2 separate regions of the Homo sapiens genome follow, and region 1 is linked to region 2. The links are chromatin loops, found by intact Hi-C in ENCODE. Cell type or tissue: adrenal gland. All regions are shown on one strand. Each heading gives the region's core, and the rest is flanking DNA. Links, peaks and the distances in the headings are about the cores only.

Evidence for each region. Peaks named below come from ENCODE experiments on the same cell type or tissue, not always from the same donor. Only the 100,000 strongest peaks of a DNase experiment are listed, where the experiment ranks them.
Region 1: it touches region 2 in a loop (3-fold over the local background); 10 of 110 quality-filtered maps call a loop at or near these places.

What each region holds. Positions count from the first base shown.
Region 1 is chr3:65,354,101-65,359,483 of GRCh38, forward strand. It overlaps MAGI1 (membrane associated guanylate kinase, WW and PDZ domain containing 1), which reads right to left. Exons shown (of 23, transcript NM_001033057.2): 23 at 1-3,032. The coding sequence ends at 2,278. Among named protein-coding and RNA genes, the nearest start is that of LINC02040, 180 kb to the left of the region's middle. In adrenal gland, for the core only: no CTCF peak of the experiment used is centred there; DNase peaks (open chromatin) are centred at 2,741 and 2,891; H3K4me3 peaks cover 818 bases.
Region 2 is chr3:65,670,416-65,675,798 of GRCh38, forward strand. The region is part of intron 1 of MAGI1 (membrane associated guanylate kinase, WW and PDZ domain containing 1); the gene reads right to left. Among named protein-coding and RNA genes, the nearest start is that of MAGI1-AS1, 220 kb to the right of the region's middle. In adrenal gland, for the core only: a CTCF peak has its summit at 2,649 (motif pointing left); a DNase peak (open chromatin) is centred at 2,656.

The DNA of each region.
Region 1 (5,383 bases), core at 169-5,168, 320 kb before region 2:
CACAGATTTTGTTAGAACTAGTGAGAAGAATCCTAGCAGTGGAGCCCTGGGAATAAAATCTCCAAGTCAGCTCTTAGGAACTTGATGAAAAAGAACATCATTATTCAGTTGTACTCTTCCTCAGCCTTACTACAGCTCAATGTATGCTTTGTATGGAAAACTTTAATAATAAAAATAGCATTCACAGACTTTTCCCTCCTTTTTAGCTACAGAATGTATATTGTGTCTGTTCCAGGAAAGGAACTTGTTTTATAAATGTCCACACAACTACAGCTACTCATTCTAATGTTATGTATAAACCCATAAGTCAAATAAAGCTATGAACAATGTAATATTTATATATGCATAGTGTTTTATAAAAAGATTGGCCCACATACTGCTTTTCATCAATACAGAAAGAGCATTAAGTCCATAGCACACTGCAAGAAATAAATGAGTGAAGAACAGAGAATGCAAACAAGTGCTTAATAATTCACAAGCAGGCTCACCATGGAGGAAATGATGATATTCAAACCAACTAAAGCTTTAGAGAATTACTTATATAGTCTCCCATTTTAAAACAACTTTACATACCTGATTTAGTTTACATTAAAATATATCCCCATGAATCAATTTGTTCCATATTCAGAAATATAAACACGTATCACATTCCTCACAGCTAAATTTTGTCATAAATTCTCTTTTATACAAGAAAAAAAGGCAACAGTTGTTTTCTTTTTTTTCCCAACAGGCTCTATTAATTACAATTTTTAGCTCTGTACACGCAATGATTGGCTGGTTTTCTTTTTTTTTTTCTTTTTCCTTTTTTTTTTTCTTACAGTACCATGGGAACAACAGTGATTGACTTGCAAAGTTTTCTGTCTCTATGGAAAATGCAAAACAGTACTACAGAAATACACAATGCACTGTAAGCAGCGGTTTGCTGTAGTGGTCCAACAGGTACAAGCAAACATTTTGGCTCAGCTAGGCAGTAATCCACTTAAACCACATCCCGGGGCTACGGCCGACCCAACCACAGCTCCTGTGGGATCAAAAAGAATGGGTCTGTTTAAAAATAAAAATTGTTATGTTTTGTGCTGCTGTCCAAAGGACTCAAAGGACAGAGTCATGAGGCAGAAGTTTCCCAACCAGACCTAGAATCACTGGGACCACTTCCTTCCTTTCCCTTCTACCAACCTAGAGACTTGGACTATGGTTTCAAAGTGAAATTGGCATTTCTAACAATGAATACCCACAGCCCTCACTTCTTTAAATATCAACAGAGAGGTTCCTTCCACCAAGGCTCATTGCCTCCTCCCCAGTTTGGCAAAGGGCAACCATGGGCTTCTACTAAAAGGGAGGGGGGCATGCTTTCCAAATTGGGGATCTTACGTCTTCCTCACACCAGGCACACTGTCCCCCCATTCCATCTACTATTCAGCCTCCAATCAGACGAGACAACACGAAAGATGCTTGTTGTCTCTTCCTCGTAGTAATTGAGCAAAGCTGTGATGGCATTGCCTTCAATGAGATTTTATCAGATGTTGGTGATGATCACGAACCTGACTGTCTGTGCTTGGGCTGTATTTGAGTAAAAGTGGCCGACATTTTTGTCTGTGTGCCTTCCTGGGCCAGGGAGAGTACAAACTGTTTTCTGAACCAACTATAACTCACAATATAAAACTTCTTTGTGCTGCGCAGTTTAGCTATAAATATCCTTCATTTGCAATAGTAGTCTTGTCATACAGTTTGCTTACTTTTAGGATCATCGGCAAACCTAATCCATCCCCAAGGGTCCTCAGCTTTTACAAATAAAACTTTGCATTTTTGCTCTTTGCTTTTAAGAAAAACTTCCGACTACAGTATAGCACTACATCACTACATGACAGTCTATATCAAATTAATTAAACTTAATCAATAAATTCCCTTACGTAGAGAAAATGATCAACAGCCCCATTTAACCAGGAGAGAAAAAGATTGCCCCAAAACGGGAACAATTCTTGACGATTCTACAGGTTACGTAGAAACAAAATTTATATCCCTTTGGGCCAGCATTTGGCAAATAATTTCCAAAAAAGTATGCATTTAAAAATACTTTCTTTAATATGATACATCAGGCACAATACTTTTCATATATATTTTTTCTTATAAGATTTCAAATGCATAAAATGTTTGTTGTTATTCATAGGATCATCAGGTGTCAGATGCTTCATTAGGTAAGAAACTAAATAATTTCAGGTTTGTGACTTTCCTCTTAGAACCTTTGACACGGTAAAGGTTGGAATGTGACTCAGCGTCTCAGATACTGAGGTCGGTGCTACATTCTTTGTAAGGTCGCCTTCTCTGCTCCGGGGGATGTCTGGAACTTCTGCCGGCATCCTGTTTCAGATTCGCCTCTTCCCTTTCTCGGTGGCTGGCTCTGTCCTCTCTGTTCCTTTTGTCCAGGGACCGCTCTCTCCTGCGCTCGGGGGAGCGTGCGCGCCTCCGGTCGGTGGACTTGGCCCTGCGCTCGGGCGAGCCCCCTCTCCTGCGCTCGGGGGACCTCCTCTGCTCCAGGAGTCTCTCCAGAGACCGTCTCCGCCGGCTGGGGGAGCCGTCTCTCCTGCGGGTGGGTGACCGCTCTCGCCTCCGCTCCGGAGAGACGTCTCGTCTCTTCTCGTGCTTCTCCCTCCTCTCCAAAGTGTTGTCGGCGCTGCGGGTGCCCTCCCTCCGCTTCTCTGGGGACCGCCTCTTGGGGCCGTTGGCGGCTGCCGCGCGCTCGGCCTGCGCGTCCCTCCGTCCCTCCGGCGCCCGGTCCTTGGGTCGGCATGCCCCGCTGTCGGGTTTCCTCGAAGTCCCATTCCAGGTGTGGTGTTCATTGGGTTGTCTGCTATACTCTCTGCTGCCTTTCGGATCCCTTGCGTGTGCCCGCTTTTCCCCATGTGGTGATGATTTGTGAAGATCGGGTGGGTAACTGGACTCCAATGACGGATGCTGCCGGCGGTCGGGCCCGGCCCTCACTTCCGGAACACCTTGTGGACCGGTGGCGGGGCCGTGGCGGTCGCTGCTGGGGTCTGCCAGGAAAATAAACGAGAGCAACAGTTGGGTACGAAGGTCCCTCGGCTCCTGTCCCCGTTCCCACCCACACTCGAGACCTCATTAGTCACAACAAGCAAACAACTGTTAAAGCAGTCAGACTCAAAGCCAACTGAATCTGTTAACTTAAGGATAACTGCACGTAGTTAGGGTTAAAAACTAGTACTTGTGGCTTTCAGCGTCTGGCTGACTGAATGTTCTCCATACCCGAGACATAGATCATTAAAGAACTGACAAAAATCAGTCATGATTTGAGTCTTTAAAGGCACAATCCAAATAGTCTGTCTAGAGGCATCAAAATTTCCTCTCTGTAGCTATCCCTTGTTCTTCCTTTCCCACCCCCCCAACCCTTTTCCCCTGTGCCCACCCGTCTCCCACACCCAAGAAAATATTCTTTGCTTTAAAGAATACTTGTTTTGATTTACTTAAAAATAATTTAGGGTATTGATGTGAAGAAGGGGCACCTGGGAAGCTTTCTGGAGCAGGGCAGGAATCATCTACATCTTATCTGGGTGGTGATTAAATGGGCGCATACAGAAGTGAAAAATCTACTGCACTGTATATTCAGGATTTATGCATTTTACCATATGCAGAAGTATACTTCTATTTAAAAAAAATCCAGGGTAGCAGGCAAAGGGGATTACAGAGGCAACATGCTGGCCAGATGTTGACGACTGGCAAATGGGATATGTACGCAAGGGCCCATTAAACTGTCCTATCTGTATTATTCAACTACGTTCTCTACTTTTGCACACATTAAAAAATAAGGAACTGTTTTTAAAAGGTGTTTTCTGATAGATAAAAGGTAGGGGAAGAGAAGCTGCTAAGTACACATTTGAGATTGGATGGGGGTCAAATAAAATTTTTGGTTTAGAGGCATTTTTTCTTTATGACATGGGAGGCAGTCATAATGACATCTAAGAGCTTGGAGTCACTGGGCTGCTTCCTATAACATCAAGGTTTCTACAGGTTTAAAAGCAGGGCAGCCCATAATGGCCCCTATTTATCATTATTCAATATTTGAAATGACAGTGCAAATGTTTTAGGCAGTGTCCTGAATTGAGGAGAGCTCTTTTCAAAGCTAGGATGCTTTGTTGCAACTAAACCCAACAAGTCATCCACATGACACCATTCCAAGCAAAGCACCTGAAACAAGGCACTGCAGTCTGGAGGGCAGACTTGTATGACAGTCAGAGACTAAGGGGTCACTGGGGCTCTTTAAGGATCTTTCATGAGCCAACAAGGTCAATATTTAGCAATTAACCTGTTTCATGACAACTTCCCAAAACCTAGAGTGGGTTTTTAACAAAAAGCAAGTGAAAAGCCAAAAGCAGGGGTCAGCCAACTTTCTCTAAAGGGCAATAGTAAATAATCTGGGTGTTTTGGGCCACACCATCTCTGTTACAGCTATTCAGCTCTGCCACTGTGGTATAAAAACACAGGCAACACAAAAGTAATGGGCGTGCCTATGTGTCAATAAAACTTTACTTACAAAAACAGGCTATGGACAGGATTGGGCCCATGGACTGCAGTTTGCAAAGAGATACCTGACCAAGCAGGAAATCTCGTCTTCCCATCTAGCAAAGCCCTACGATACAGGGCTCCATGAAACAAGGTTCATTCTTTCTAAATACTGGGTTGGCTACGAGAATGAACAAAAAACAGGTTCTTAACAAAGGTCATGTGAAGATGTGGATACAGGAAGGCACTTGGATCACCAGTGGCTTCTTATGCCTACTTTTAAGACAAGGGAAGGCAACACTTCAACAGGGTCAGCGTTGTACTTACAATTCAAAGAACGCAGGGTGCTCAGAATGAATTGCCAAACATATCAAAACAGAGCTAAGCAGAAGCAATGAGGAAATTAGGCCACAGCACAGAAACACCTAGTATTGATTGAGCTACAAACCGTAGTTTGATTATGGCCCATAAGGTAGAAGCAAGCCTCCCCGAGCTTTTCATTTCTCATACATGCAGCGATATTAGGAGGTATCATCGCTGTGGAAGGGAGGGCCCAGCACCAAGAACAGTCAGAGAGAAGGAGAAAGAGAGAAAGAGAAAAAGTTGAACATTTAGATTCCCTATAACACAGAGGAAAGAAAAAAAATCTACATTTGTTAACATAGGGCAAAGAGAGTTTATTTGTCCAGTCAGACAGTCTAAGGCAACACTCAAATAAGGCTGCAGAGACCGCAATCGGAACAGTGACATTTTTAGACAGCCATAAGGTGACTCGAGAACCCAGACAACGAATGCATCCTTTTTTGTTTTGTTTTGTTTTGTTTTTTCAAACAACTGGAACAATGACAGGCTGGCATAGGAGAGCATT
Region 2 (5,383 bases), core at 102-5,101:
CTCAAGCAGAATCTGAGTTATTTGAATTCCTGGCTTTTATGTAGGTTTCATGAAAATTTAGAGGTTGCTCTCAAATCCTCAACCCCAAAATAATTATTTATAGAGTACCATCAATATGTCTGACATAGCCATAGACATTATGGACTACAGAAGAATTATAACAAAGGTCTTTACCTGCAATGAGTTTACAATCTTGCTAAGATTTTTTGCAAAGCTAATGAACCACATAGTTGGTACGTGTTTCTTTCTCTGGGATCATGTTTGGTACCCATGGAGCTTATCCACTGTTCATCTCTTCCCCGGGAACCTCAGTGGTCTCCATAGTTAATGCAGATAAATATAGCCCTTGCCCTGAAACTGGGCAAATTTGCTACTTATCACTCTTACTAGATATAAACAGAAAAATAGCCAAGGTAAACAGGCACATATACAACCACATTCATATTCTTTAATTAAGTAAAAACCAACAAGCATGTATTAAGCCTCTAGAATGTACCAAAGTGCTTTATGTAACTTTCTCCTGTTGGGAGCTATTCATTCACTGTTTTTAGCTGTTTTATGATGTAAAATAACTGAAACTCATGAATTGTAATGATGTTAATATTTATCATAATACCTAATGCTTATTGAGAATGTAGAATCAGCCATGCAATTCTTCTAAGCACTTTACATTACTCCTCACCACAACCCTGTGAAGTAAAACTGTTAATATCCCCATTTTACAGATGAGACAACTGAGCTTCAAGAGACTGATTATGTTGCCTAGTACTACAGAGCTGGTAAGAGCTAAAATTTGAACCGGGATTTGGCACTCTAGAGCCAATGCTATGAATCACTGTAAAGCAGGTGTTTCTCAATCTTGGCACTACTGGCATTTGGGGCTGGATAAATCTTTGCTCTGCATTGCTATGCACTGTAGGATGTGCAGCAGTATCCTCGGCTCTTACTGACTAGATACCAGGAGCAATCGACATTTGTGACAATTAAAAATGTCTCCCATAGGAACCAACTCACCCAAATGAGCTGGCCAAATGCCCCCTGCAATTCAAAACTGCCACCGGTTGAAAACCACTGCTATAAATTAAAAGAAAGAAAGTAGGGAATTCCTAAACCTGGCTACATATTAGAAATGCCTAGGGTATATTTTTAATGGGTTAAAAATGCAGATAGCAAGTCTTATCACTGATTCAGAGAATCAGAGTGTCAAGGGGTCCCATAGAATAGTCCATCATTTGTCACCAATTAGTTATGTCATCTTGAGAAAGTTACTTGCCCTCTCTGTGCCTCAATTTCTTTATCTAGCTACTGAGTGGGCAAAGCTAGACTGTGTGTCAAACCTTTCCATGGCTAACAATCCAGTCTGTGAAATCACTCAGATACCCATCACTTCCCTCCTTGACAGGCTTCTATTCACACTGCACAGAGAGGGTGTAATGACCAAAAAAAGTTCCTACAACTCCAATCCTCATAAGGAAATCCTCATAAGGAAATCTGGCCAAAAGCTGACCCGTGATAGACTTACAATCAGTTCACCATAGATACAAAATTGGGCACAATTATCACTACAAAAAGGTTAGTTTCCACTTCACACACCTGAGGTAGGTAAAAACTGAATCCCAAATTGGAGATGCAATTTTCCCATTATGCAAAGTGGTTGCTGCATTCCTGGGTGGAAAAAAAAATCCCCAAACCAGTATTGCCAAAACTGAATTTACTAGAAACCTTGACTCCAAATGACACTGGGGAGTGTGCTCCTCTTTTCAGATTCATGAAATGCTTTCATGTCATTTAAGAAGCAAAATGCAAAAGAAAAAAGTGGGCATTGTCTACACTTCAGACATGGAGGCTTTAGTCTGACAATCCCAGATCCTATCTCCAACTCAAAACAAATCTGTTCCATGGCAAGAAAGTACTTTAGAGAATTAGTCTTTGCTGTATTTGTATATGCTAATTAAGCTCCAAAGGAGAAACTGCTGATGATAAATCGCTGACAAAGAAGCCATTTTTAAAAAATTTTACTAATTTATAGATATATCAGATTATATCGGTTTAGGTCACACTTACTTTATATACCCATGTGTAAAAATAGGATGAAAATGATTACATTTGAAAGTGCCTGGGGTTGTTAAAGTAAAAATAGGAACAATCTTCATTGAAGAGGGGGAAAAACATCCTTAAAAGGATACTGAATAGAAGGGTGTCTGTAAGGCACGGAGAAGAAGGAGAAAATGTCCTGGATTATGAAACCACAATAGAATTCTGCTCAGAAATTGCATGTTATCAATTCAGTTGATCAGATACCAATAAATCCATTTACTAGAAACTGATTTCGGAGGAAACAGACTTGTAACTATAATTCAAATTCATTCCTTTAAAGCACGTACTACCAGTGCACTCTATCAAGGGTGGGCCCTAACCACTATTAAAGTGTTAAAAGAAATTATTTCAATTCTTTATGAGTATAAAATTATAGTAGAAGGGAATCAATTAATCTTAGGTGATATGCCACCAGGCCATAATCAAGTATGATAAATTGCTTTCTTCTATCCTAGTTTCTCAATGTATGTGTTATGACAGGTTCTGCGAAGGTGAGTATTAAAAAATATTTGTTCCCAACTCAAAAGGGCATCACATAAATGACCGCCAGCGCCATCTGTCGGTGGTACACAGAGCTGTTGCACTTGTGCCTGGGCTTGCGAGTTTTTGTTCACCTAAATTAAGATTCGATGACTGAAGTTTTACATGAGGGACAGCATCCGTACACTACTCTAAGTGGTGTAGTGCAGAAGCTCTTAAACATTTCTCCTAATGTTTATACCCTTTTACATGGCCAGACACTGAATGAATTTCTTCTAATGATCTGGAGGTGAAGCCTAAAATAACTGCCTCAAATTTCCTGATGTCTTAGTTTATCTTAAACTTTTATATGAATCTTGTGCTGTATACCAGAGTAACCTGTGTCTGTTTTTTTACGTAAAAACATGTATAAAATATTTATAGTTCAACTACTTAACTTGTATGACCAAATATTCGGGTTAAATAGATAATTTGTTGAGGTGTACCATATTTAGCCCCTGGGGCATATTACCTTGGATACCTACATCCTCCAGAGATACTCCTACTCCAATTTGAGAAAAAGTAGGAACTCAGCTCTGCCACAGCCTGCTGTGTGCCCACACTGAGCCTCAGTTTCGTTATCTGTGAGGTAAGGACCATGGACAGGATCTCTAAGGGTGCTTCCAGCTCTGACATTCTCTGAAACAACAGTCATTTGGATCTTCAGACACAAACACCTCACTCATCTCACTACTGGTGAGCCCTGCGTGCACATTCCTATAACATGTGGGCACAGAGATTTGTAAATTATATTATTGTATGTCTAGTTCAATAAATATTATAAATAGGCGTTTCCTATTTCACCTATAGTCCTAAAAGCTTATCTACTCAAGTTGGCAAAACAAAAGCATTTTCTCCCTCATTCTTCTCATTAGCTAAATGGAGGAATGCCTTCTATTAGAGTCACCTCGTATTTAAGCATACACAGCTGGGCGTGTGGCATGTGCCTGTAGTCCCAGCTACTCCGGAGGCTGAGGTTGGAGACTCTCTTGGGCCCAGGGGTTCAGGACCAGCCTGGGGAACACAGCGAGACTCCATCTCAAAAAATACTAATAATTTAAGCTTATACGACAGCTCAATAAGGTTAGGTCTAGTGTTCAAGAATGCAACAGGAGATGACATTAAAGATATAAGCAATGACCATAACAAAAGAGCTCTTAAAAATGATGTTAAGTAGCTAAGATTTCTGCATGTTATGGCCTGTGGATTTTGGATGTTGGACAAGCCCAACAAGACAATACACAAGCACAGAGAAGCCGATCTCAGCCCTATCAGCATGAGACCTTTGGTTAAGATTCTTGCCAAAGCTGAAGAATTCAAGCCCTCAAATGTATTTTCAAGAACCAGTCATTTTATTTCTCCCCTAGGATCACAGACCTTCCCAAGCCCATGAGGTGCCTGTGAAACTCCACATATGGGAACTATATTTTTAGGAAAGGGGCCAAGGTGTCAGAGGCTATGCATCACAAGAACAACCCCTTCTTTCTCTTTTACTAACTAACACAGTTTGGCTTTCCCTCGTTTCTAGCAGCAGTTAATTCCAAGGCTTTATGTTCTCAGACAGTTTCAACACTGCCTTTCCCTTCAGAGTCATCACCAAAATAAATTTTAAAAAATTCCAGTGCGCCCTTCACTTTTTCAGTATTCCCACTCCTGCTGGCCCCAGGTGTTCTCTGGTTTGAAGGTTGCCCACTATGCAACCCGCTGTATAATTCAGAACCTGGTGCACTTCCCAGGCACATCAGTAGTCTAAATTTGTACTACAGCAAAAGCTTCAAGGGCTTAATCAATTACAGATCAAATATTTAAAAATGAGGATTAATCTCATCACTGCAGCCCAACAGATGCATTTTGTGTTAATAAATACACTTCAAACTTCCTGTAGACACTGAAAAATGCATTCCCAATTTGCCTTTGCTCCTGGTTCCCAACAGACAGGAGAGAGGGCTCCATTGATATTCCAGAGCTGCACTTTCCAAGTGTTCATGGGGCTGGCTCTGCTGTATCTCGTAAGATAAAGGAATCAGAAATTAGAGGAGGAGAAACATTCTGACCAGATGCTCTCTGATCTCCCCAACAAAACTTCAACCACACTGTCAGTCTCAATCACAATGTGTGGGCACTGAGATTCATGAGGCCAAATGAAAATAAAATTATGATATTCATTTACGTGGGTGATGGAAGGGTGGATGAAAAGCTCCATATGTTCGGAGTTTCAAGTATAATTTGAAACAGCAACATATCAGCCTTAAAAACAGAACCTCCATGGCCTCCAAATTTCAAGAATAGTAGAAGATGCTTGCCTAGAATAAATCAATTTGGAAAGCTGCAGTCATCAATCTCAAAGTAATTTCTGCCAAAGTATAAATGGTGATTTAAAAACGGGGGAAATGCCAGAAAAATACCACTTGAAAGTTTTATTAATAGTACATTACAGAACACAGAAAAAATTATTTATTAGAGAACTTGTGAAGAATACACAGAGAAAAACTCACATGAATTCACAAAACGGGGCAGCACAATGAATTCACCAGTGTATTAAAAGCAGAACAAAAAAATAAACCCATCACAGACCAAGTAGGTCTTAATTCAAAAATTCAAGGAGCCATCTAATGAGGTGGCTCATTACAGTGTCACAGCGGCACATGTACCTCTAGTTTATGAATTTCAACGATGTAAGCTAAAAACAAGACAAAATCAAACAACAACAATAACAAAACTGATAACAATTGTCTTTGATAATAGATGGCTCTAGAACACAAGCCAA